3 separate regions of the Mus musculus genome follow, and regions 2 and 3 are each linked to region 1. A link is a loop called in an ENCODE intact Hi-C map of the cell type or tissue named here. Cell type or tissue: heart. All regions are shown on one strand. Each heading gives the region's core, and the rest is flanking DNA. Links, peaks and the distances in the headings are about the cores only. Region 1 overlaps Mgrn1 (mahogunin, ring finger 1). Region 2 overlaps Dnaja3 (DnaJ heat shock protein family (Hsp40) member A3). Region 3 overlaps Hmox2 (heme oxygenase 2).

Region 1 (8,329 bases), core at 151-8,150:
CTACATATTAAGGCTGGAAGATGTAGCTCAGTAGGAGGAAAGGGGTCCCACAGCATCAGTCTGCCTTCTTAGAGAATCCAGCCCACAGTGGGCTAGGCACTCCCATATGATTACTCATGAAAATGTTCCACAGGCCTACAGTCCGAGCTCATGGAGGCATTTTCTCAATTGAAGCTCCCTCCTCTCTGATGACTATAGCTTGTGCTAAATTGACTTAAAACTTGACAACACACATCCTGTGCGTTAGAATCCAGATGGTCAAATGGGCTTCAGTGAGTCCTCAGGAGATGAGAAAGACACCTGATTGGGATGGGTTGTGTGGACGTCTTAGGGTGAAGCAAGTCAGGTAAGGCGAGAAGGAGCAGCAGAGGCTCCCTGTGGGAAGTACTGAAGAAAGCACTGAGGCAGAGGATTCCCGTTGATGGGCTCGGTGTGATGCTGACGAAGTGGACGCCTGCTGGGGAGAGAAACAGCAGTCAGGGAGGAAGTCAGGAGCTTTCAAATGATGGCAAGACAGGGGCCTCTTTAAGGAACACTGAGTTTCACTCTTCAACATGAACATGGCTGCATCCTCAGGCACAGTCAGGCCAGGATCTTTGACATCGTGTCAGTCTAGAGCAGATAGTTAACACAAAATCTTTTTTTTTTGTTGTTTTTTGTTTGTCAAGACAGGGTTTCTCTGTGTAGCCCTGGCTGTCCTGGAACTCACTCTGTAGACCAGGCTGGCCTCGAACTCAGAAATCCACCTGCCTCTGCCTCCTGAGTGCTGGGATTAAAGGCGTGCGCCACCACGTCCAGCCTACACAAAATCTTGATCTGTAGTATCCTGCAGGCCAGGGGCTGGGGTAGGTGGGGTAGGTGTTGTCTTCTCCTACCTGGGAACCAGCATGGTATCTTTCCCTTTTCACATTTGTTGCCTCAGCTTGCAGAGTCTTAATTCCTGTGAGTCTTGTAAAAAAAAAAAAAAATTAAGTTTTAAAAAGAATTATTTATGTGTATATATGAGGCATGTGCATGCAGTACCTTTGGACACCAGAAGATGGCATCACATCCCTGGAACTGGAGATACATGTGGTAGTGATGTGGGTGCTGAGAATAGAAGGCAGACCTTTTGGAAGAGCAGTCAGTGCTCTTACCTGTTGAGCCATCTCTCTAGCCTCTAGATCTTTTCCATTTTTACTTCATTCTGAGATAGGTGGATCCGCCTGGGTTATGATGGCGAGCACATACAGTCTGTCTGCTTTACCGCTTAATGTCCTCCGAGGGGTCTCCTCTAAAGCTCCAGCATACTGTTGCTCGCAGAAGACGTGAACATGTACAACCACAATTTCCTGTCACCAGTTGTATATATTTTTGTTGTTGTTGTTGTTTTTTGTTTTTTGTTTTTGTTTTTTCGAGACAGGGTTTCTCTGTGTAGCCCTGGCTGTCCTGGAACTCACTTTGTAGACCAGGCTGGCCTCCAACTCAGAAATCCGCCTGCCTCTGCCTCCCGAGTGCTGGGATTAAAGGCGTGCGCCACCACGCCCAGCTCGTATGTATTTTTATATAGGGGTATAATTACATGCATATACACATGTATAACAGTGAGTTGTAACCTACTAGAGGAGAATGCCCTAAGGGCCCAACCATGGCCACTTCTGAACACCCTGCATAATGCTGAGGACTGTGGCTAAGTGACCACGTCACTCTGTGTGGGGCCAGACCCAGCCCACATACTGGCCAAGTTTTAGTAAATGAACCCTTCAATCCTGCCTCCTGTTCTCCACTGCATGTGGAGAGTCATCAGTCCAAGAGTGCTCACTTGTATTTTCTCTCCTAGTTTCCCTATGTCACCCCTGCCCCCCATGAGCCAGTGAAGACACTGAGGAGCCTGGTGAACATTCGCAAAGACTCTCTCCGGCTTGTGAGGTAACTCCTTTAGTGCCGCTCTCCTGGGGACCCTGTGTGGTGCAAGGCTTTGGTTTGTCCTTTGGAACGGGCCAGAGGTGTTTCGAGGGCCCAGTCTGTTCTCATATGCATTCAGACTCTGTAGCAAGACCCTGCGCCACTAAATGAGGGGTTTTCCCACCGCAGCAGTCGTGTCTCAGAGTTACCAGCCCTGGTCTGGAAGCCACTAGAGGCCAGGGACTACCTCAGGTTTGCTGCTGTGCATAGGATGGCTCCTGCCTGTTGTTAATGGCATACAAAGCTGCTTGAAACCCAAGACATCCACACCAACAACACTTACCCTTGCTTCTGGGGCAGGAAGTGAGGGGAACAGACTATGGGTTATAGGCCTTACGCCACAGGGAACAGGCCTCCTTCCTTTGCTAGCGAAGCAGACATGTCTAAGCAGCCAACTCTATGCCCAGCAGCTGTGTGGGCAGGCCAGTTCCTGCGGCTGTGGCTCCTTACCTGCCGTCTTCTGCTCACTTTTGGTAGGTACAAAGAAGACGCAGACAGCCCCACGGAGGACGGTGAAAAGCCCCGCGTGCTCTACAGTCTGGAATTCACCTTTGATGCCGATGCCCGTGTGGCTATCACCATCTATTGTCAGGCGGTAGAGGAGCTGGTGAATGGCGTGGCAGTGTGAGTCCCTGGGCAGCACGTGGGGTTCTGCAGGCTCTGCAGCATCCTCACTGTCAGTTCACTCTGCAGCCTCCATTGGGAGCTCGATGCCAGGAGCTTGGGGCAAAGACCAAATACTATGTATTATGTTATATCACAATTCTGATTTTGAACTTTAGGAGATTTTCTTTAAAATATGAGTATTAACACTTTAGGGGTTTGCACCCTGCAACCACAGCATGATCTCAGCAGGGCTGCCTCAGCAAGAAACCCAACCCTGCCCTGAGTGGCTGCACAGATGGGTAGGAGCATGTCTGGGCCCTTCTGACATCGGAGAAGGCCTTAGAGAAGCTCAGATGTGAAATTGGGAGTGAGGAGGACTGTGAGTGCTGTTCAGCTCTGTGCCTGCTTATGTGGTCAGAGTATGTAAAGTCTTATACCAGAGTTTCCTCAGCCGGCAATGAGATTTGGGGAGTTCAGCTGCTTTGGGTACTTTGTGTGAATAGCTGTTCACAGCTAGCTGCTGGCTAAGAAAACTCGAGGCTTTCCTGTAAGACTCAGGACTGGGCACTGGGTCATCAACTGACTCCCTGAGTGGTGCTACACAAGTAGGAAGATGATGACTTCTCACACGTGGTTCTTAGAGGTTCCACTGTGGCCTGAGGTAATGTAACAGCGCTCCAGTGTGTGATGGCTGTCAGTAGGGAGGAGCCAGGTGGCCAGCACAAGCCCTGGGGTGAACTACCAACCTGCTACAGGCAGTATGACCCGTGTGCTGTGCTAGCCTCTCTGGGCTTCCAGTATGATGACAGTTGGGAAGAGCTCCTGTTTCTGAGTTGTCCTGGGAGGAGCTACCATAGCAGATGAGCCCTGGATTCTGGGCAGGTGCTTTGGAGCTGCTCCAGAGGAGGTGAGGGCCTCAGTGCAGTGGGCGGGACCTCAGTGCAGTGGGCGGGACCTCAGTGCAGTGGGCGGGACCTCAGTGCAGTGGGCGGGACCTCAGTGCAGTGGGCGCCCACCCCAGCCCATCCAGATCAACAGTTCTGTTTTGTTCTATGAGATATGTAAGAACAGGGTCCTGCTGCCACCAGATGGGCTAGATAGATGGCCAGCTAAACATGGCTTCTCAGAGATTCTGTCCTGGTAGACGTTTTTCTGAGACCTGCGTGAGGCCTGTTTGCCTTCCAGTTAACTGGCTTGCCTGACACCATCACCAGATCACCAAGTCAGAGAAAGAGGAGGCTCCAGGCCTGAGGTGCTGTGCTTGGGACTCAACACAGCCAGCAGGAATTCTGTGTCCTGAGCTGCAGGACAGGAAGCCCTCCTGTTCCTTTCCTGCCCCCTTAACTTTCTGTGGTTCTGGGGTCCCACAGCATATAATTAAAGGCTAGAGTACTGAGATTCCTGTCTTGGGCTGGCCTTTTCACCACATCCAGGCTGGACCTCCCTGTGGGGCTCCCTCCCACACTGGCACTGACAGTCAGGACAGCAGGGACGTCACCCAGTTTCCCTGGCTCTGAGTGTGGCCTTTGTCCTAGAGACCCAGAGAAGCCCTGGGGCAGTAAGCATGGGTCAGGGTGGGAACAGCGAGGGCCATGGCTTGTATTCATGAATGGGGATACTAGCTCAGCTCTCCGTTTCCTAGTGGTCAGCCTGAGGTATGAGATGCGCTTTTGCATAAGGAGAAGGCTGGTCTTTGAAGCATTGCGGGAACTAGCAAGACAGGAAGGAAGCTAGTCTCTGAGTCACTAGAGCAAAGCTTCAGTGCACCAGCATGGAGGTTCAGGAAACATTATACTCAGGAGGAGGGCAGGACATTTCATAACGTGACTCACATTGAAGCGAAGGCCTCACACTATGTGGAAATGCCTGAGAAGAGAAGCAAGCAGCTATGAAGAAGGGTTGGTACAGGGTGTGCTGCACTGTGATCATTCAGAAAAAGCGAATGCACCAAACACCTAGTGGGCATGTTCTTCCCAACTAGAAGGCAGCAGAGATATCAGGCTGGCATGGGCCCTGGAAGAAATAGCCACTTAGTATGGCTGGGCAGCCTCCGGGTGAGCAGAGCTGGCAGTGGGAGGGAGGCCACTTGGCTGCTTCCTGTTTCTATCTGGGATGGTTGAAGCTTTCAATCCCTATAGAACAAATGGCTGCCAGTTCAGAGGAGTACCAGAGGAGGTGGGAGGTTGGGTGGGGGGCCCATGGCTCCACAGGAGTCAGGTGGCTGCTTTGCTGCTCTCAGGTACAGCTGTAAGAACCCTTCTCTGCAATCTGAGACCGTCCACTACAAGAGAGGCGTTAGCCAGCAGTTCTCCCTGCCTTCTTTCAAGATTGACTTCTCCGAGTGGAAGGATGATGAGGTAACCCTGGGGAACTCGAGTGGTGCACAGACGTACTTGCAGGTCAAACACCCACGCACATATAATGTGAAAATAAAAAAAACAAGCAGCGTCCTCTGGCTCCCTCTGGTGGTGGGAATGTTTCCCCTTCCACTGTCACTTTCCTGGGCTACTCAGAGGGAGCTCTGCAAGAATGGGAATGCGATGGAGCGAGGGGAGGACAGGACCACAGCCACTGGTTCTGTCTGGTTCTGTGCGGAGTTCACCCAGCCCAGCTGCCTCCTTCCAGGATGCGGAGTGTAGCTGAGAAGAGAATGAATGCTTGGAGACCGCTCGGAGCACAAGAGAGCCCAGTGCACCCAGGCTTGCTGCTGGTCTGCTTCCAGCCTTGCATGGGGGTGGGTGGAGCTCTGCTCTTGTAGCTAGCTTACCTGACTAACACCTAAACAAGCAGTTCCTGTATGAGAGGCTCTCCTTGGTCTTAGTTTATGACCTTGTGAGGGCAGCAAACTGCCAACATCAGCATCAGCAGGAGCATTCTGGAGTGGCTTCTCTGAGTGGTGCAGGCTTACACAAGACCACATTTCAGAGCAAGGCAGTAACCCAGGAAGGTCATTTGCTTTCTTATGTCCCAATTTGTGGGAAATGCTGTCCTGGGTGATGATGGTTCCAGTGGTTCCAGTGTCCCTGCCCAACCTGATGCTGTGACTGCCCACATGGCCATCTGCTGCTACCCCCTCTATTGCCTGTATCCTGCTTCCAAACACAAAAGGAATTGTGTAACTCCTTAGTGAGAATACATGGAAATGCGTGTGCTCCCCTGAGATACCAAGAGGGTTCTGGAGACTGGGTAGGCTGTAAAGCTTTGTGACAGGAACAAGCAGGAGCTGAGAGTGTTTCCTGGGATGGCCCACAGGTATGGATCAGGTGAATCCCTGAGTCCTGCTCTGCTCTCCGGTGCAGGGTGAGGGCCAGGGGTTCCAGGACAGTAGGCTTTTGTGGAGAGATTGGGACCTGTTCCATCCCAGGCTGCCGTCTTGGGGTGGGCGAGGATGGAACCATATCTGGGAGAAGGCAGCTGCTGGCCTAGAAAGGGAAGCATGGACCAAGTGGTCTCTGTAGCTCACTGTTGCTCTCATTCCATCTCTGGTGGGGCTTGACCTGGACGCTTTCTCTCTCTCTCTCTCTCTCTCTCTCTCTCTCTCTCTCTCTCTCTCCCTCTCTCTCTTTCTTTCTCTCTTTCTTTCTTCTTCTTTCTTCTCTCTTCTTCTCTATTCTTCTTTCTTCTTTCCTTCTCCTCCTCCTCTTCTTCCTCCTCCTTCTTCTTCTTCTTTTTTTTTTGGTTTTTCAAGACAGAGTTTCTTTGTATAGCCCTGGCTGTCCTGGAACTCACTCTGTAGACCAGGCTGGCCCCGAACTCAGAAATCCGTCTGCCTCTGCCTTCTGAGTGCTGGGATTAAAGACGAGCGCCACCACACCCGGCTAAACTGGATGCTTTTCATCAAGCAATTACATAATAAAATTTCACCCAAAACAGGAGACTGGATGATAGCACTGTTCACAGTGTTCATGTTAAAACTGCCCATTGATCAACAACTTAGACACAGGCAAATACAATGTGGCTTACCCACCACCTAGAATAACTCTGCAGCATAAAAAAGGAATGGAATTGTGGCTGAACTTGGAAAGCATGCTCAATGAAAAAGGTAGGCATAAAGAGATAGACACTAAATGGTCCATCGTAGGAACTGTGTAGAGCAGGCACCCCCTCAGCTATGGAAAGCATGTGAGAGGTCGTCAGGGACTGAAGAGGTGGATCTCAGTTTGGAGAGCCATTCAGGAGCTATGAGGTCTATGTTGTTCAAGGCACTGAATGTCCTTGATCCCGTCTGTCTGCTGCAGCTCAGGCTGACCAACTCACCACCTGATGTCTATGGACCTGACCATATTTGCTTCCTTTCCTTAGCTGAACTTTGACCTGGACCGGGGTGTGTTTCCAGTAGTCATCCAGGCTGTGGTGGACGAAGGGGATGGTGAGCATCCTTGGTCTTTCCTCATCTTCATTTTCAAGTGTGTAGGACCTATGGGGAGGAAGTGGCTTCCTTCTCCCTGAGTCATCAGAGGACCTCCTCTTCTGGGAACAGGGTGTCTGCCATAATACACATACAGCTCTTAGCCGTGCAACAACGTGGGAAGTGGAGTCTGAGATGAGAGCAAAGACTGGAGTGGACTCAGGGCTGTGCCAATGCTGTAGGGAAAGGGAGAAAGTCCCAGCCATGACCTCTCATTGGCCTCCCTCTCTTATCTCACTGCTTTAGTTGTGGAAGTGACTGGCCACGCTCATGTGCTCCTGGCTGCCTTTGAGAAGGTAAGTGCCATCCTGGCCACCACCCTGTAGCCTGGGAACTGGAGCAGGCAGTGGTAAGGCAGAATGTTCTAGAAAAAGGCCAGCCCATTAGGACCCTCAAGAACCTGCCAGCACAGGCTAGGGTGCCTGCATGGAGACCCTTGCCACAGACTAACTTTCCCTCCTCCAGCCACCATCCTTTTCCACCAGCTTCAGTATCCTCAGGTGCCACCAGGCACTGATCGCAGTCTTGCCTGGAGTATGTGTGTTCTTTTCCCCCTGTCCTGCTGGCTGCAGCTTGTAGTCCAGATAGGGATAGGCAGATTTCCAGTCCCACCGGAGGGAGGCCTATCCTGATCCCTCTGAGCAGTTGTTTAATGATATTACTTGTTTCCTGGTAAAAGTAGCCTTTAGCTTGTCATCTCAGAGCTGGCATGACATGAGTTTGCAGTGGAGATGCTCAGTGAACAATGGAGGGGTAGATGAGTATCTGCCACCTACTAGAACAACCCCAGGCCTGTATACATATGTATGTATCCTCGTTTGTCAGAGCTTTGGGTGTTTGTTACATGCCTGCTTGATGTAGTCCCAAAGACTCCATCCTCCCTCAGGCTAAAACAGCACCAGGCTAGAGCCCAGGTTACAAGGACCCCCAACTCATTTTCTGCTGACTCATCTTGAGTCCTGCTGACTTGGGGTTTTTCACCAAGAAATGCTTTCAGTACAGAGCCCATTCCTACTGTGTCTCCGGTCTCTAGACCACTCTGGGATCTGCACAGCTTTGCCAGCCTGCTCTGTAGTAAGCCTTGGAATGCTCTTTTGGACCAGAAGTGCAGTTGACATGAGTGAGCTGGCCCCCACCTCTTGAGCAGCCCGTGTTTGGGCCTTGTTGGGAGAAGTGCTCATAACAAGTTCTGGTGAGATGAATGGAGCCCCTCACGGGTATTCCAGTCAGTGCTTGCAATTTAGAGCTAAGTAAAAACCTTTGTTTTGTAGTAAGACATTCTAGAGATTTCCATAAGTATCCTCTAACTTTACTAGACAACCCTGAGTACTAGTCTTGGTTGACTCAGAGTGTAGTTAGTGTCATTACAAA
Region 2 (8,329 bases), core at 227-8,226, 220 kb before region 1:
TTTCTAGAGGACCCAGGTTCAATTTCAATTCCCAGCACTCATATGGTAGCTCTCAGCTGACTGTGGCTGTAGTTCCAGGGGATCTGACACCTCTTCACAGACATACATTCAGTCAAAATACCGAAACATATGAACTAAAAAGAAATCATAAAAAAGAAATCTCCTAACCAGAAAGAAATCAGCAATTAGCTACTGGATTAGGCATTCTTAGAACAACATGAAGACTAATCCTATTCTGGGTTCAAAAAGCAAGACATGTGCTGGGCATACTTTGTAGAGAAAAAAAATAGATATTTCCTAGTAGTTGCTAATCATTGGCCTTTAGAATAGAAAAAAGCATCCGCTGTGTAATAGTTACCTGTGGTTATTCACAGTTTCCTTGAGCTGTCTGCTGATGTCGTAGAAGCTGGTACAGCTGACAAACTTTTGCCACTAATAGACTCATGCTCCTGATAATGGAAGGAGTGAGGAGTACAGGAATACAGCCAGGCAGGTAGCAAGTAAAGAGATCCAATATAGGATCACCAAGTATCGAGGTCTAATGTCTTCTCCGGGAGTGACTGAAGAGTCAATCACAATCTCATTCTGATTATTCCTGCTCATTCTTTTTTTTTTTTAATTCCTTTCTATATACTTTTTATTTTATTTTATTTTAATTAGGTATTTTCCTCATTTACATTTCTAATGCTATCCCAAAAGTCCCCCATACCCACCCCCCCCACTCCCCTACCCATCCACTCCCCCTTTTTGGCCCTGGCGTTCCCCTGTACTGGGGCATATAAAGTTTGCATGTCCAGTGGGCCTCTCTTTCCAGTGATGACCGACTAGGCCATCTTTTGATACATATGCAGCTAGAGTCAAGAGCTCTGGGGTACTGGTTAGTTCATATTGTTGTTCCACCTATAGAGTCTATATACTTTCAACTTCTCTGGCTGATTGTTTGTTTGTTTTTGTTTTTGTTTTTTGTTTTTTTGTTTTTTCGAGACAGGGTTTTTCTCTGTATAGCCCTGGCTGTCCTGGAACTCACTCTGTAGACCAGGCTGGCCTCGAACTCAGAAATCCGCCTGCCTCTGCCTCCCGAGTGCTGGGATTAAAGGTGTGCACCACCACGCCCGGCTGTTTTTGTTTTTACTTTGGAAACAGGGTGTTCTATGTTCCAGACTGGCCTAGAACTTCCTGTGTAGCTATGAATGGAGCTTGAACTTTTGATCCTCTGCATCCTTTTCCTCATGTTAGGATTATGCTGGGTTTGTTCAGTTCAGGGAATCAAATTCAGGGCCTTGTGCATACCTGGTAAGCAGTGTACCTACTGAACTATGTCCCTGAGCTTTGCCCACATTTGAAGAACATTGAGTTTGGCCTCTAGTGTACTCAGTGGGAATAGGCCCTATAGCTGGGGCTTGTTTGCTTTTTTACAGATATTTCGTAGCTGGTCACTTATTTATAATTTCTTCTTGTTGGATAAACTCCCAGACTAACTTACTTTCTTGTTTCATTTCCAGGAACAAAAAGTTTCCCTTTTGTTTGTACCACCTCTTTCCACACAAGTGCTTCTTTGGCCAAAGATGATTATTACCAGATCCTGGGAGTGCCCCGAAATGCCAGCCAGAAAGATATCAAGAAAGCCTATTATCAGGTCTGTATTGGTCTTAGGTTTACTGACAAGACTGTAGAAAGATTGCTGGTCTGGTCACTGTGTGTGTATGTGTGTGTATGTTTTGCTTTAATTTTTGTTGGTTTTTTTTTTTTTTTTGTTTTTGCTTTTCGAGACAGGGTTTCTCTGTGTAGCCTTGGCTGTCCTGGAATTCATTCTGTAGACCAGGCTGGCCTGGAACTCAGAAATCTGCCTGCCTCTGCCTCCCGAGTGCTGGGATTAAAGGCATGTGCCACCATGCCTGGCTTTTGTTTTAGTTTTTAAATTTGTGCATCTGTGGAATATGCACATGACTGCAGATGTTCACAGAGGACAGGGGTAAGGGATCCCCTTGGGACTATAGTTACAGGCAGCTGTGAACCATCTAACATGGCTGAGAATTGAGTTCAGGTCTTTTGGGAAAGGGGTATGTGCTCTTAGCCACTGAGCCATCTCTTCAACCCAGCTTGGTGCTGATGTTGTCTGGTCCTTACTGCCTTGATGTATAGCCTGCTAAGGCAGGTCACAAGCAGCCGAGCCTATGGAATGATCTGGGAAAGATGGAGTTTGGGGTGCCTTTGGTGGGCAATGAATGTGATATCAATCTGTTAACGTTTTAAGAAAGAAGAGAAGAGGCAGGTAAGATGGCCCAGTGGGTAAAGGCATTTGACATCAAGCCTAGTGACCTGAGTTCAATTCCTCCAAAACCATTTAAAGTCAGGAGAGAACTGATTTCACACGTACACCATGCTGTCCACACAATTATGACATATATAAATAAATAGAAATTATATAGGTAAACATCATTACTCTTTTTTTTAAAGCAGTTTTATCATTATGTATTTTATATATAGGGGTACACTGTAGCTGACTTCAGACACACCAGAAGAGGGCATCAGATCCCATTATGGATGTTTTTGAGCCACCACGTAGCTGCTGGGAATTGAACTCAGGAGCTCTGGAAGAGCAGTCAGTGCTCTTACTGCTGAGCCATCTCTCCAGCTCCTCATAATTCTTTCTTAATTCTTAATTTCTTTATTTTTTATAGCAGTAACTGTCATACGTTTATTACGTAATTCTTCAAAACCTTGCACAGCAGGCAAGCCAGGTGTGGTTGTGCTGCCTTTTTATCCCAGTACTGGGAGACAGAGGCAAGCGAAGCTCTGTGAGTTTAAGGCCAGTTTGTCTCAAAACCAAACCAAACCAAAACAAAAAACCATACTAGTCTACAGAGCTCATTCTAGGACAGCCAGGGCTACATAAACCCTGACTTGTAAAACCAAACCAACCAACCAACCAAAATTGTGCAGGTTATTTGCTTCCCTGTTGCATAGGTTCAGAGCACCAGGATGCTAAAGGGCTAGTCAAGTATTTACTTATTACTTTTTTAAAAAAAGATTTATTTATTTATTTTTATTTATTTATTTTTTTAAAGATTTATTTATTTATTATATGTAAGTACACTGTAGCTGTCTTCAGACACACCAGAAGAGGGAGTCAGATCTCATTACGGATGGTTGTGAGCCACCATGTGGTTGCTGGGATTTGAACTCAGGACCTTTGGAAGAGCAGTCGGGTGCTCTTACCTGCTGAGCCATCTCACCAGCCCTTTATTTATTTTTATATATGTGAGTACACTGTAGCTGTACAGATGGTTGTGAGCCTTCATGTGGTTGTTGGGAATTAAATTTTAGGACCTCTGCTTGCTCCGGCTCAAAGATTTATTTATTACTATACATAAGTACACTGTAGACACACCAGAAGAGGGTGTCAGATCTCATTACAGGTAACCACCATGTGGTTGCTGGGATTTGAACTCAGGACCTTCGGAAGAGCAGTCAGTGGTCTTACCTGCTGAGCCATCTCACCAGACCCTACTTATTACTTTTAACATATATTTATTTTTGGTTTGTGTGCATGCATGTTTGTCTCATGTACATATACTGCATGCATTCTTGGTGCCTTCAGAGATCAGAAAAGGACATCAAATCCCCAGGAACTGGAGTTTTAGAGTTGTGATCTAACACATCAGAGCTGGGAACTGAATCCAGGTCCTCTGCAAGAGTAGTAAATGCTTTGTTTCCTAAAGATTGTTTTATTTATTATGTATGGAGTGTTCTGCCTGCATGTGTACATGCTTGCCAGAAGATGGCACCAGATCTCATTACAGATGGTTGTGAGTCACCCTGTGGTTGCTGGGAATTGAACTCAGGACCTCTGGGAGAGTAGCCAGTGCTCTTAACTGCTGAGTCATCTCTCTGGCCCCTAAGACATCTGTGAAGGAATGATTTATTTTCAAATTTTAAATCTTGCTTTAAGAATTTGTTGCTGTCTTGGCCGGGCGTGGTGGCGCACGCCTTTAATCCCAGCACTTGGGAGGCAGAGGCAGGTGGATTTCTGAGTTCGAGGCCAGCCTGGTCTATAGAGTGAGTTCCAGGACAGCCAGAGCTATACAGAGAAACCCTGTCTCGAAAAACCAAAAAAAAAAAAAAAAAATTTTTGTTGCTATCTTAAGAGAGACAGCTGTTATAAAGAGACATAATTGTAGCAAGTATTTGGGTTCTGTTTTAGTGACTATCCATATCTATAGTAATTTACTTTTTTTCCCCTTAGCTTGCCAAGAAATATCATCCAGACACAAATAAGGATGATCCCAAAGCCAAGGAGAAGTTTTCCCAGCTGGCAGAAGCTTATGAGGTAATGTGACTTGTGGGTTCATTCACTGGCCATTCAGCTCTGTGCACACATCAGAGTCTGCACTGCACAAGATAGCTTGGCATATCATACAGTCCAGGGTGGTGCTGTGTCCCTGCTAGTTCTGCTAACTTAGACTCTAAATGAAGAAAACAGGCTGGTGCGATCTATCTGCTGCCAAGCCTGATGACAAGTTCAATCCTCAGCAACTTCCATAAATCGTCCTCTGACCCCTGCTGAGTTCCATAGCATTTGAACACTCACATATGTACACAAAAGGAATAGGTGTAATTTTTAAAAAAGAAAAGAGACCCGAAGTGGTGGCATATATGTAATTTAGCACTGGTGAGGCTGAGGGCAAGAGAATTTCTGTAAGTTTAAGGCTAAGCAGGGCTATATAGTCTGCCTTCATACAAAACAAAACAAGAGCAAGGTTCATCTGATCAATAAATATACTCAGGTAATTCATATTGATAGCTGATCTCGGGAAATCCCAGTTAGACTGATCAAATCAGTCCTTATTTGATGACTTAAGTTAGCAATTGTAAAAATAGACCGTAAAGCACATAGGAAGAAACCAAATATCTGTGAGAGAACCATTGACCAGTTACAGAATTATTGGAGAATGACCCTGTGTCTTAGCTAGGGTTTTGTTGTTGTTGTTCTTGTTTCTGTTTTATTTATTTATTTATTTATTTAATGTTATGTTTATGGGTTCACTGTCGCTCTCCTCAGACACTCCAGAAGAGGGCATCAGATCCCATTACAGATGGTTGTGAGCCACCATGTAGTTGCTGAGAATTGACCTTACGACCTCTGGAAGAGCAGTCAGTGCTTTTAACCAGTAAGCCATCTCTGCAGCCCCGTAGTTAGGGTTTTAGTTCTGTGAAGAGAGACCATGGCCACAGCAAGTTTTTTTTCATGGTGCTAGAAGGGTAGCTTTGCGTTCTGCATCTGGATCAGCAGACAGCAGGAAGAGAAAGCAACACTGGGGCTGGCTTCTGAAATCCCAAAACTCACTCTTAGTGACACACTTCCTCCAATAAACCCACACCTTCTAATAGTGTCACTCCCTGTGAGTCTGTGGGGGCCATTTTCATTCAAATTACCATAGCATTCCTCTTGGAGTTGACTATCCCCAATGGGTTCTGCATGTGTTTATGTGTTCAAGGGCCTAGATAGCAACATGTAGAGTCATAGTTCAGTAAGTACGAAGGTTTTATTACCTGTCAGCCATAGCTAATCTGTGCTAGAGCTTTCTCGAGAAGTAGAACCTATAGGATATAGGCAATCAGAGATTTATTAATTGGATCATAAGATCAGCTGCTGAGGGACTGGAGAGATGACTCATTACAATGTTACAAGCATTCTAGAGGACCCAGGTTCAATTCCCAGCACCCAATTGGTAACTTATAACCATCTATACCTCCAGTTTCAAGGGATCCAGTGCCGTCTTCTGGCTTTTTTTTCTCTTTCTGAGACAGGGTTTCTCTGGTGTCCTGGAACTTGCTCTGCAGACCAGGCTGGCCTTGAACTCACAGAGATTCACCAGCCCTTTCCTCTCAGTGCTGGGATTAGTAACATGCACTACACCTGACGATTTTCTGGCTTCCGAGAGCACCAGGTACACAAGTGGTAGACAGACATCAATGCAAGCAAAATACCCATACACATAAAATTATTACTGTTTTTTTTAAAACAGGGTGTCTTTGTACCCCGGATGGCTGGAACTAAGAGATTTGCTTGCCTTTGCCTCCCAAGTGCTAGGATTAAAAATATGAACCACCATGCCAGGCTTATAAAAATTATTTGTGCTGGGCATGGTGGCGCACGCCTTTAATCCCAGCACTCGGGAGGCAGAGGCAGGCGGATTTCTGAGTTTGAGGCCAGCCTGGTCTACAAAGTGAGTTCCAGGACAGCCAGGGCTACACAGAGAAACCCTGTCTTGAAAAACCAAACCAAAAAAAAAAAAAATATATATATATATATATAATTTGTAAAAGAAAGGTGCTGCTCAAGAGCCCATGGTGGCACCTACAGGCTGTAGCATCAGAGCAACTGGCAGCTGCTCAGTCTAAAGCTAGAAGCAGTGGCAGTGGCCCAGTCTGGAGCTGCAGGCCTGTGGGCCCCTGAGAGGGCCTGATGCAAGTGTACATTTGAAAGCTGAAGAAAGGAGCGAGAGAGATGGTTCAGTGCTTAAGAGCACTGTCTGCTCTTCCAGAGGACCTGGATTCAATTCCCAGCAACCACATGGAAGCTTATAACCATCTCTAAGTCCAGTTTTAGAGGATCCAACACCTTCACACAGATACACATACAGGCAAAACACCAAATAAAATAAATATTTCTTTTCCACATTTTTTTCTAGGACAGCCTGAGCTACACAGAGAAAGAAATCCTGTATCAAAACACCAAAAAGTATAGTGCTGTACCAGTCCTGTCCTGTCCTGTCCTGTCCTCTCCTGTCCTCTCCTGTCCTCTCCTCTCTTCTCCTCTCTTTTCTTTTTTTTCTTTTCTTTTCTTAGAGACATGGAGGGTTTCTCTGTGTAGCCCTGGCTGTCCTGGAACTCACTCTGTAGACCAGGCTGGTCTTGAACTCAGAACCGCCCACCTCTGCCTCCTTAGTGCTGACATCTAAAGTGTGCGCCACCAGGCCTGGCTATTTTACATTTAAAAATAATTTCTGCCCAGTGTGGTGGCGCACACCTTTGATCCCAGTACTTGGGAGGCAGAGGCAGGCGGATTTGTGAGTTCGAGGCCAGCCTCGAACAGAGTAAGTTACAGGACAGGCAGGGCTATACAGAGAAACCCTGTCTTGGAAAAAAAAAAAACAAAAAAACCCCTCAAAAACAAAAGAAAAGAACTGAACCCAAGGATGTGCAGAGGCTTAACGAATGCCCCAGCACTGATCTCTAACGTGATTGTGGTGTTTGTTGAAACAGGGTGTCACTGTGCAGCGCCAGCTCTCTTCATACTCATCCTCTTGCCTTAGCCTTCTCACTGGTGGGATTTCACCACCATGCCCGACTTCTGTAGAGTGTTTTGCACTTAGTAAATCGACAGACTTGTTTGACATAAGCTGTGTTGCCTGTGTCCCTGAGCCTTAGAAGACTCAGAGCTCTCTGACTGCTGTGTTATCTTTCATCACAGGTGTTGAGCGATGAAGTGAAGAGGAAGCAGTATGACGCTTACGGCTCTGCTGGCTTTGACCCTGGCACCAGCAGCTCTGGGCAGGGCTACTGGAGAGGAGGTCCCTCTGTTGACCCCGAGGAGTTGTTCAGGAAGATCTTTGGGGAGTTCTCATCTTCTCCTTTTGGTGATTTCCAGAATGTGTTTGATCAGCCTCAGGAAGTACGTTTCTTATTCTTTATTTTTGTATTTTTTGAGAGAGGGTCTTACATTCTAGCCTTGGCTGTCTTAGAACTCACTCTGCAGACCAGGTTGGCCTTAAACTCACAGAGATCTGCCTACCTCTGCCTCCCAAGTGCCAGGATTAAAGACACGTGCCATCATACCCAATGTTCTTTATTTTAAAGGATCAACTTTTAGGTTTAAGTGCAGCACAAGGGTCTTTTTTAGTTTTTGTTTCTCAGAAAGGCAGTGGAATGATTTAACGTCATCCATTTGACAGGAAGGAATACTTGGAAAATCCTTTAGGTAGTGATGAACATGTACATTGTGATGTCATTATCAATAGCTGCTTACTCAGTAGATTGATTCATCTAGAGCAGGGGTTCTGAAACTGGATTGTGACTTCTTCGGGTGGGGCTTGAATATGAGATATCCTATGAACCAGCTATTTTTATTATGATTTATAGCAGTAGCGAAATTAGAGCTATGAAATAATGTTATGGTTGGGGGTCACCACACCTGTGTTAAAGGAGCTCAGCGTTAGGAAGGCTGAGAGCCACTGATTCTAAAAATAAAATAAGAGGACACATCCCCAGTGTCATAAAACCTCTCACCAGACTCCACCTCTTCAAGGTCCTCTACCTCCCATTA
Region 3 (8,329 bases), core at 284-8,283, 150 kb before region 1:
TTGAAAAGTCAGCAGTAGCCCTTTCTTGGAGCCAGACTTCAGTCTGTTTCACTGGCTGTAAAGACCAAAGTAGGGGCTAGCAGATGGTAAGATTGAAAAGGATGGTTAGTGGGATGGCTTTGGGGAGGGGGGGGGGCAACACACACAAACTAAGTGCTCAGAATATGAAAATGATGAATGGGTACCAATGAAAGCCAACTTTTCCTTTTCCTTTTGTATTTTTAAAAGATGAAAAAGGTTTTGTTGCTTAAGAAAACTACACTCTAGAATGAGCATTTTGTAACAGATAAAACAGGAATTATACTTAGTCACTGCTATCCATTGAATAATTGAGGTACAAGTATCATTTGCAGAACCATTGAAGTGATAAACAGCATTAATATTATTTTACTGTTTTATCTACCTCACCGCATGGTAACCTTTGTGGCTGTGCTCGTCCCTGACATCGCCATGCTGTACTTTGAAAAGCAAGGGATCTGCAATTCTAAGATGTTTAGCTTTGTCTTCAACATCATGGTGCAACCTAGAAGCTCTGGAACACTTTACTGCACTGTACCCTTCTCTCTTAGGAGTAGCCAAGGGCTCTAATCTTGGTACTCTCTTTGCCTTGTTGCTATCTGTCACTGAGAGCGCAGAAGCATTTCTTGTCTGTTAGAGTCCCCAGAGGTGTGGGGCATAGCCTCCTCAATTTTCACTGCTCCGCCCCACATCCCACCTCCTTTTCTGCCTTTTTTTTTTTTTTTTTTTTTTGTGCATTTGGTTTTTTGTGTGTTTATTTGTTTGTTTTTGTGGTCTTAATAAGAGACCAAACCTATTCCATCTTGGGACCAGCCTCCATCTTAGACCAGCCTCCATCTTAAAAAAAAAAAACAAAACAAAAAAAAACCAAAAACCTGAGAACTTGAACTGCAGCAGAATCCAAGTTCCCAAGTTCCAGAAAGGACCCCATGGCTTGTCCTTCGTCCATATCCCAGGGTTACTCCCTAGCTATTTCCTAGCAACAGCTAATCAAAGATTAGTCTGATTGTCTGAGATGTACTTTCAGGCAGTTGGTGATTGTTCACAGTTTTGTTTCAGGACACCCACCTGTCAGCTTACAATAGTTATTCTATTAGATGCCTGCCAGGCTGGATACCCCCTTCCCATCCTACTGTGTCAGGGTTGGGTTGGAGGAGAGCCCAAGCCTGAGCTTGTAATAAAGAGACCCTAATGTGATTTGTGGTCTTTTGGGGTTCATGAACACTTCTGGGCATAACATTAGTAGGTAGCCCTGATGGGCTGGAACTCAACTTATAGACTTGTAAATCCACACTAGTTCTTTGCAAATCCTTAGAAGGCCCATGTAAGAGTCACCCTACAGTTGACAAAGCTTGCCTCAGCCCTTCATGAGGAAATCTGGCAGAGAAGTCTTGTACTACTATCTTTATCATGTTGTTACTTTAATCTGCTGCACCGACATTCCCAACTTTGAACCCTTATGTTGTCCTTCTGGAAGCTACTCTACATTCCATTTTTGATGGCCATCTGCCTTTACATTCTGATGGACAATTCTGTGTACCATAGTTAAGAAGAATGTATGCTTTGGAGTCAAGCGAATGTTGTCTGTACTATGTAATTTTTTTTTTTATTTCACTATCATATTTCATTAAACCTCAATCAGAATACAAGAAGAAGACCTGGTTTATTGGCACATGTCTGTAATCCAGTACTCGGGAGGCTGGGGCATTAAGATTATCACAAATTTAGACATGGTTTCTCTGTGTAGTCTTTACTGTCCTGGAACTTGCTCTGTAGACCAGGCTGGCCTCAAAATCAGAGCTCCATCTGCTTCTGCCTTCCAATTGCTGGGATTAAAAGTGGGTGCCATCACTGCCCGGGCTTTCAAGGGTGTTTTCTACAGTGCTGGACATTTGAACCCAGGGTCTCACACGTCAGGCAAGCACTTTACCCTGAGCTACTTACATTCCTACCTTATGGGCTGTTCTTACACCTAATGGTCTCCCTTGTGGAAAATGCTCGGTAAACAAGTGCTGATTGAGGTAGAAAATTTCTTCTTTTCCTTGGCCCAGTTTGGCTAGATATGGCTCCAGAGTTGGAATTTTTGTCTTTATGAGTGCCTTTCTTAGTTGGTGCTATTGTGTCACACTGCTCATCTAGAAAGTTCTCCATGGGCGCCCCCTTTATATACTGCTAGAGTAGAATAGTCTCCAGGGATGGAGGATGATGCTATCATGTTATGGGATTGTACTTTTCTTGCTGATGAAAGCTCAGCCTTGAAGTAGGCGTGGGAATTAATCAGCTAGTTTATTATTCCACACACCTGGGACAGTTTGCTAGGTGACTTATTTGAAGGTACTCAGGATTGTTGAGTTGTTCTATTCTACAGTGGAGCTGTTAGGCACAGCCTGGCTTAACTAAATTCTTGTCAATACTCTGTTCTCATTCCTTTCATCTGGCAGCCCACACAGGAAAACTAGTAAAATGGAAGCTTTGCATTGCTTACGAAGCTGAGAGCTCCTGAAGCTTTTATCTTTTTTTTAAAAAATGTAGCTTTCTTTTATGTCTTTGGTAGCCTTTTATTTATGTATAAGTTCAAACATGCAGAAAAAAGATAAGCCTAGTGAAGAACTTCTGTATCCCTTTTAGCCAGACTGTCAACACTTTTGCCTTCTTGTTTCACATCCATACATACATCGTAAGTGCTGACAGTAGTTGCAGATAGCATCCCATTTACTTCTGAATGCCAGTGTGTATTACCTAAGAACAAAGCATTATTATAACCCACTGTCCATCTTCAGATTTGTCCATATTCTGAAATGCTCCCCGTAATGGCAGAGCTTTCAGGTGCAGGGCTGTCTCTGTTATGTTGGCTTACATCAGAAAAGGTTACTCAGTCATAAATTCCTTGTGTTTCTACAGGACCAGAGTGAGGGCAGCACAAACTACTCAGCCACAATGTCTTCAGAGGTGGAGACCTCGGAGGGGGTAGATGAGTCAGAGAAGAACTCTATGGCACCAGAAAAGGAAAACCATACCAAGTGAGTGAAAGCAACTGGCTGCTGCATCTCAGGAGGCCTCCGCACCTGTCCTGTCAGTGTGCCTGATTCAGTATGTACTAGGAAATGCTCATCAGCACTGAGCTGTATAGATGTTTGGATACTAGCCCCTGCTGCGCATTGTTCTTAGCTTCTCAGTAGAGTCCTGTCACTGGCTAAGTTATTTCTTATATCTTACTATATTTGCTAATAAACCAGTTATTAGGACATGGGGTGATACAAAATGATCTAAAAAAATTAGTGTGCAGAGACTAGACCACAAGAAAACCAAAATTTTCTCATGCTAACAGATGGAGTTTATAGATTCACAGTCGTCCTTCCTAGGTTCCATTGTACTTATGATGATACTTTTCTTCCATATCCATTTGTTGATGTAACTTTATCCTGAGTAATTCTGTTAAATATAAAACTGGTGGACGCAGTGGATCTCTGAGTTCAAGGCCTTCCTGGTCTACAGAATGAGTTCCAGGACAGTCAGAGTTACACAGAAACCCTGTCTCAAAGATAAAAGAAAAGGGAGGAAGGGAGAGAGGGAGGAGGAAAGGAGAGACAGACAGACAGAGACAGAGAGAGACAGAGAGAGACAGAGAGAGAGAGAGAGAGAGAGAGAGAGAGAGAGAGAGAGAGAGAGAGATATAGAGAAGCCAACTAAGATCTCTGCCTCTCAGCTATCTTCCCACACCTAGGCCCAGCCACAGGAAAGGCAGCTCTTTCCTGGATAGATTGTAAGTTTTGGTTCTTCAGCCACTAGGTGGCTACAGAAGCAAAGCATCGTTCATTTGGGTGCTGACTAACAGATACCAATCCAGGCACTTTTGTGGAGACCATAGTAAACTTCATGTCCACTGAGTTTTTGTGCCAGATTGTCATATCTCGCCCTGTTCTCAGCTCAGTTACTCATGCTGGACTGAAATAGTGTCTGAGCAGCTCCTACTTCCAGTCTCTATCTTGGACCTAAACTGTCTTTTGCCCTTTAGTCCTTTCTGGAGAACTGGAAAGGGCTACTGTCTCACTCAAAGTTCATCCCCCACAGAATGGCAGACCTTTCTGAGCTCCTGAAGGAAGGGACCAAGGAAGCACATGACCGAGCAGAAAATACCCAGTTTGTCAAAGACTTCTTGAAAGGAAACATTAAGAAGGAGCTATTTAAGGTTTGTGTCCCTCAGTCAGATGGGGTTGGGTTCTAACTTTAATAAGGGGTGGGAGGTGGGGTGGCTTTAATCAGCTGAGGAAGTTGCCCTGTAACCACTCTAAGAAAGAAGCTGCTGGGTCTCTGCTACTTTTTCTTGGAGATAGTCTGGCTACATAGTCCATATAGGCCCTAACCCTGGTTCTTCATCCTTACCTTTCTGAGTACTGGGGATGAAAGGTATGTGCCACCATGCCCAGCCATATATTTGATTTCCTAGTGTTAAGCCATGGCTATCCTATCATAAATGGAGTAACAAAAATATATTTGCAAATATTCACTAGAAGCTTCCTAGGTGTATTAAAGTAGTTAAATATATTTTAAAAGGGTCACAGTTGGGTCTTTAGGAACTGGGCAAGTGGCTTGTCTTGAACCATTCTTAAAACGTGGTGATGGTGGTGGTTGGGGGTACTGGAGAGATGGCTCAGAGGTTAAAAGCACTGTCTGCTCTTCCAGAGGTCCTAAGTTCAATTCCCAGCAACCACATGGTGGTTCATAGCCATCTGTAGTGAGATCTGATGCCCTCTTCTGGCATGTAGATAAAGCCCCTATTCATTCATTCATTCATTCATTCATTCATGTGTGTGTGTGTGTGTGTGTGAGAGAGAGAAAGAGAGAAAATGTATATATATATAATCTTAAAAAAATAAAAACATGGTGGGTTCTAGAGTTGCTGGCTTGGCTTATAGCTCTCTTCCACAATCTTCCATCACACTCACAGCTGGCCACCACTGCACTTTACTTCACATACTCAGCCCTTGAGGAGGAAATGGACCGCAACAAGGACCACCCAGCCTTCGCCCCCTTATATTTCCCCACGGAGCTACACCGGAAGGCAGCACTGATCAAGGACATGAAGTATTTCTTTGGTGAAAACTGGGAGGAGCAGGTGAAGTGCTCTGAGGCTGCCCAGAAGTATGTGGATCGGATTCACTATGTAGGGCAAAATGAGCCAGAGCTGCTGGTGGCCCATGCTTATACTCGTTACATGGGGGACCTTTCAGGAGGCCAGGTACTGAAGAAGGTTGCCCAGAGGGCACTAAAACTTCCCAGCACTGGGGAAGGGACCCAATTCTACCTGTTTGAGCATGTGGACAATGCCCAGCAATTCAAGCAGTTCTACCGCGCTAGAATGAATGCCTTGGACCTGAATTTGAAGACCAAAGAGAGGATTGTGGAGGAGGCCAATAAAGCCTTTGAATATAACATGCAGGTATTACTGAGCACTGATCATGGAACCTGATCCATGGATGCATGAGTTTGATTCTTTTAGCAGTAGAGTCAAAGCCAGAGATTTCTTGAGAGGCTATTGGTATCATGACAAATAAGCTCCTACATGCCCTAGAAAAAGGTGAGGGAACCAGTTAGCCATCAGGGAGCATGGTTCCCAGGAGGCCTGGCTTGAGGCCCATAACTAGTGCTGGAAAGGGCAAACCCCCAGCATCTGAAAGGTCTGAAATAGACCTATTTCCCTCTGTCTCACTACAGGATGTCAGGGTTGAGGAATGGGTAGTTTCCTCGTTTTGTAGCAAATATTGATATAAAAAATATTACTTAGTATAGAGCCAAAGTCATTGGGAAGTAGAATAAGTAGGTTTTATAAGTCTCAGGTAGGGCTGATCTTACAGAAACCATTTCTGTCCCTAGTACCTCAGTGTTGGGAGAGGATAGCTGTGGGCACTCAAGTCCTTAGTAGCAGTCACTTGAGCTCTCACTAAGACATGCAGGATAGTGTTCACTTTTCTGGTTTGATGTTCAGCTGGTTTGCAGTCCTCATCAGGTGTATCTGGGCTCTAGCTTCTCCATGGGTCATCTGTAGAGTGTAAATTCTGAGTCTTCTTAGTTTAGGGATGGCCTCTGATGACTTCTGTTCCTCAGATATTCAGTGAACTGGACCAGGCTGGCTCCATGCTAGCAAGAGAAACCCTGGAGGATGGGCTCCCGGTACATGATGGGAAGGGAGATATACGTAAATGCCCCTTTTATGCTGCTCAGCCAGACAAAGGTAGGTTGTGGGTCCTGAACTAACATTTCTGGAGCAGGTATATCAGTGCCTTCCATTGATGCCATGTCTTATGTTGTGTTGCATGCAGGTACACTAGGAGGCAGCAACTGCCCCTTCCAGACAACCGTGGCTGTGCTGAGGAAGCCTAGCCTGCAGCTCATTCTGGCTGCCAGTGTGGCCTTGGTAGCTGGACTCTTGGCCTGGTACTACATGTGAAGGACCTGTCATGTTGTTTGCATCCTACCCCAAGTGACCTGTTCTATCCCCATCTCCACCTCTGCCTAAAACTACCACCTCAGGTGACTTTTTTTTAATGCTGGGTTTGAGAAAACAAGCAACCAATAAAAGCCAGACACTAGAGCCTCTGCCTAACAGCATTTTCTCTGCCAGCCAGATATACACCAGATAAAGGCTGTCACTCTATTAACAGCCAGTGCTCTAGGAATTTTGCCATTTAGGAGGCCTGGGTACATTGCTTTCTTAGCAGTGCTTGGAATGGTCATTGCCATGCTGGGAGTGAGATGCCCATACACACAGGGTTTGTGGGAAAGGGTCATGCCAGCTGATGATGGCTCAGTTTTCTAGGCCTTTTGATAGTCTAAAGAGCTTATTCTGCATAACCGGGATCTCCCTAATAAGTCTATTAGCCTGATGTGTCTCAGCTGACTGGTGTGCCTGCCATAACACTCTAAAAACAAACGCCACACACTTCCCTCCTTCCTGGGATAGGATAGAGTCCCTCAGAAACAGCATACAAATGGACATCCTCTTTCATGGCACTCCTTGCCAACTTCCTAGCACCTTCTATTTCCATGTATTCATGCTAAATACCATAAAGATCCTTAATATCTGCTTGGACCTGTGATTTTTCCTAACTCAAAATCTTTGAGGTTTCTTATTTCAAAAGCACATACTTAGATTTAAACAATGCATGGTCTAAAATAGAAATATGAAGTTAAACATTTTTATTAGTAGGAATCTATTCCTATAAAAGTCTTTGTGTGAAAAAATGGTAGAACAGCAGGGAAACTCAAAGAGACTGAGCCCACCACCTTCACAGTTCAGAAGATTGATTTACCAAGAACTGAGTGCCGAGACTTCAGTGTGTCATCTTCAGACTATCAGGTCTTAGTCCAGTAGTGCTGTCTTGTTTAAGGACGAAAGAGCAATAGCTATAGGTTAAGAAGTTACTAAGCTAAGACGGGGCTCCAGTTCTCAGGTTCTGCAGCCTGGACATCTAATTATGCAAATGGCAGAAACCAATGCCCTGGCCCAGAACAGCTGGGTTTCCCCAGGGCAGGTCTATATATATAAATTCTGGTTTGGTGTAATTGGGTTCTTAAATGTGTTGTTTCCCAGGCCCGGGCTCCTGCCTGCCACTAGACTACCTATAGTCCCACCCTGTCTCTCAGAAAAGAAGGAAGCCAGGCAAGACAGCAGAGGCCCAGGGCAGGGGAGTGAAAGGGCCATTTAATGAAACTACAAACTGCGACCAGGCCACAATTCACAGTGATAGGAGGCCATGCAGTGTGAGAGACCAGGAGAGGGACAGCAGCAGGATACAGCGTCCACACAGGCATATTCACAGACTGTTCAAGAAATGACCAGGTTTGGGTTTATACCCTGGGCACGACTCATGTCCCTAGGATACTCCCACCACTTGTGACTTCTTCCTGGTCCCCAGCCCAGTGCCACAGCTGTTCCTACTGAGGAGCTCCAATATGGAAGCAAGTCAACTATGGCAAAAAGGCTGGCACTTATTCCAGAGACCAATGAACCTACAAGGAGGCACTTCTGATCTGCCATGTCACAAACCACCAGGCAGAAGTTGCACCCCCACATAGCACAGACACAGAAGTAGACAGGACATGGGCATTCATTCCTTCCAGTCCCAGAAAATATAGGGGTTCACAGAGGTGTGGCCAGAAAGGAGCTCTGCACACTGACTGACTCAAAGAAGCTAGGTAAGAACAGGGGCAAGTTCTTCTCGGTTACCAGAGCTTTAAATAGCCCAGGATCCTCTTTGCTTCATACCAGGCAGCTCTTGAGTGTTTCCATACCTGAGAATTCTGAGGTCCA

What was found. Hi-C counts contacts between places; a loop is a spot of excess contacts. Peaks named below come from ENCODE experiments on the same cell type or tissue, not always from the same donor. Only the 100,000 strongest peaks of a DNase experiment are listed, where the experiment ranks them.
Region 2: a loop joins it to region 1, with 4 times the contacts of the local background. A loop is called at or near these places in 3 of 42 quality-filtered maps.
Region 3: a loop joins it to region 1, with 2.2 times the contacts of the local background. A loop is called at or near these places in 3 of 42 quality-filtered maps.

Annotation. Positions count from the first base shown.
Region 1 is chr16:4,908,901-4,917,229 of GRCm38, forward strand. It overlaps Mgrn1 (mahogunin, ring finger 1), which reads left to right. Exons shown (of 17, transcript NM_029657.4): 3 at 1,820-1,908; 4 at 2,422-2,568; 5 at 4,790-4,907; 6 at 6,853-6,919; 7 at 7,205-7,254. Among named protein-coding and RNA genes, the nearest start is that of Nudt16l1, 26 kb to the right of the region's middle. In heart, for the core only: CTCF peaks have their summits at 1,042 (motif pointing right), 4,157 and 5,012 (motif pointing left); DNase peaks (open chromatin) are centred at 4,291, 5,001 and 7,231; H3K4me3 peaks cover 670 bases; H3K27ac peaks cover 1,613 bases.
Region 2 is chr16:4,685,735-4,694,063 of GRCm38, forward strand. It overlaps Dnaja3 (DnaJ heat shock protein family (Hsp40) member A3), which reads left to right. Exons shown (of 11, transcript NM_001135112.1): 2 at 1,503-1,636; 3 at 4,247-4,330; 4 at 7,478-7,678. Among named protein-coding and RNA genes, the nearest start is that of Dnaja3, 5.8 kb to the left of the region's middle. In heart, for the core only: CTCF peaks have their summits at 3,778 (motif pointing right) and 5,055 (motif pointing right); no DNase peak of the experiment used is centred there.
Region 3 is chr16:4,759,640-4,767,968 of GRCm38, forward strand. It overlaps Hmox2 (heme oxygenase 2), which reads left to right. Exons shown (of 6, transcript NM_001136066.2): 2 at 2,920-3,038; 3 at 4,090-4,207; 4 at 4,967-5,458; 5 at 6,124-6,250; 6 at 6,339-6,610. The coding sequence starts at 2,956. The coding sequence ends at 6,466. It overlaps Cdip1 (cell death inducing Trp53 target 1), which reads right to left. Exons shown (of 6, transcript NM_025670.5): 6 at 5,822-8,329. Among named protein-coding and RNA genes, the nearest start is that of Cdip1, 26 kb to the right of the region's middle. In heart, for the core only: a CTCF peak has its summit at 3,812 (motif pointing right); no DNase peak of the experiment used is centred there.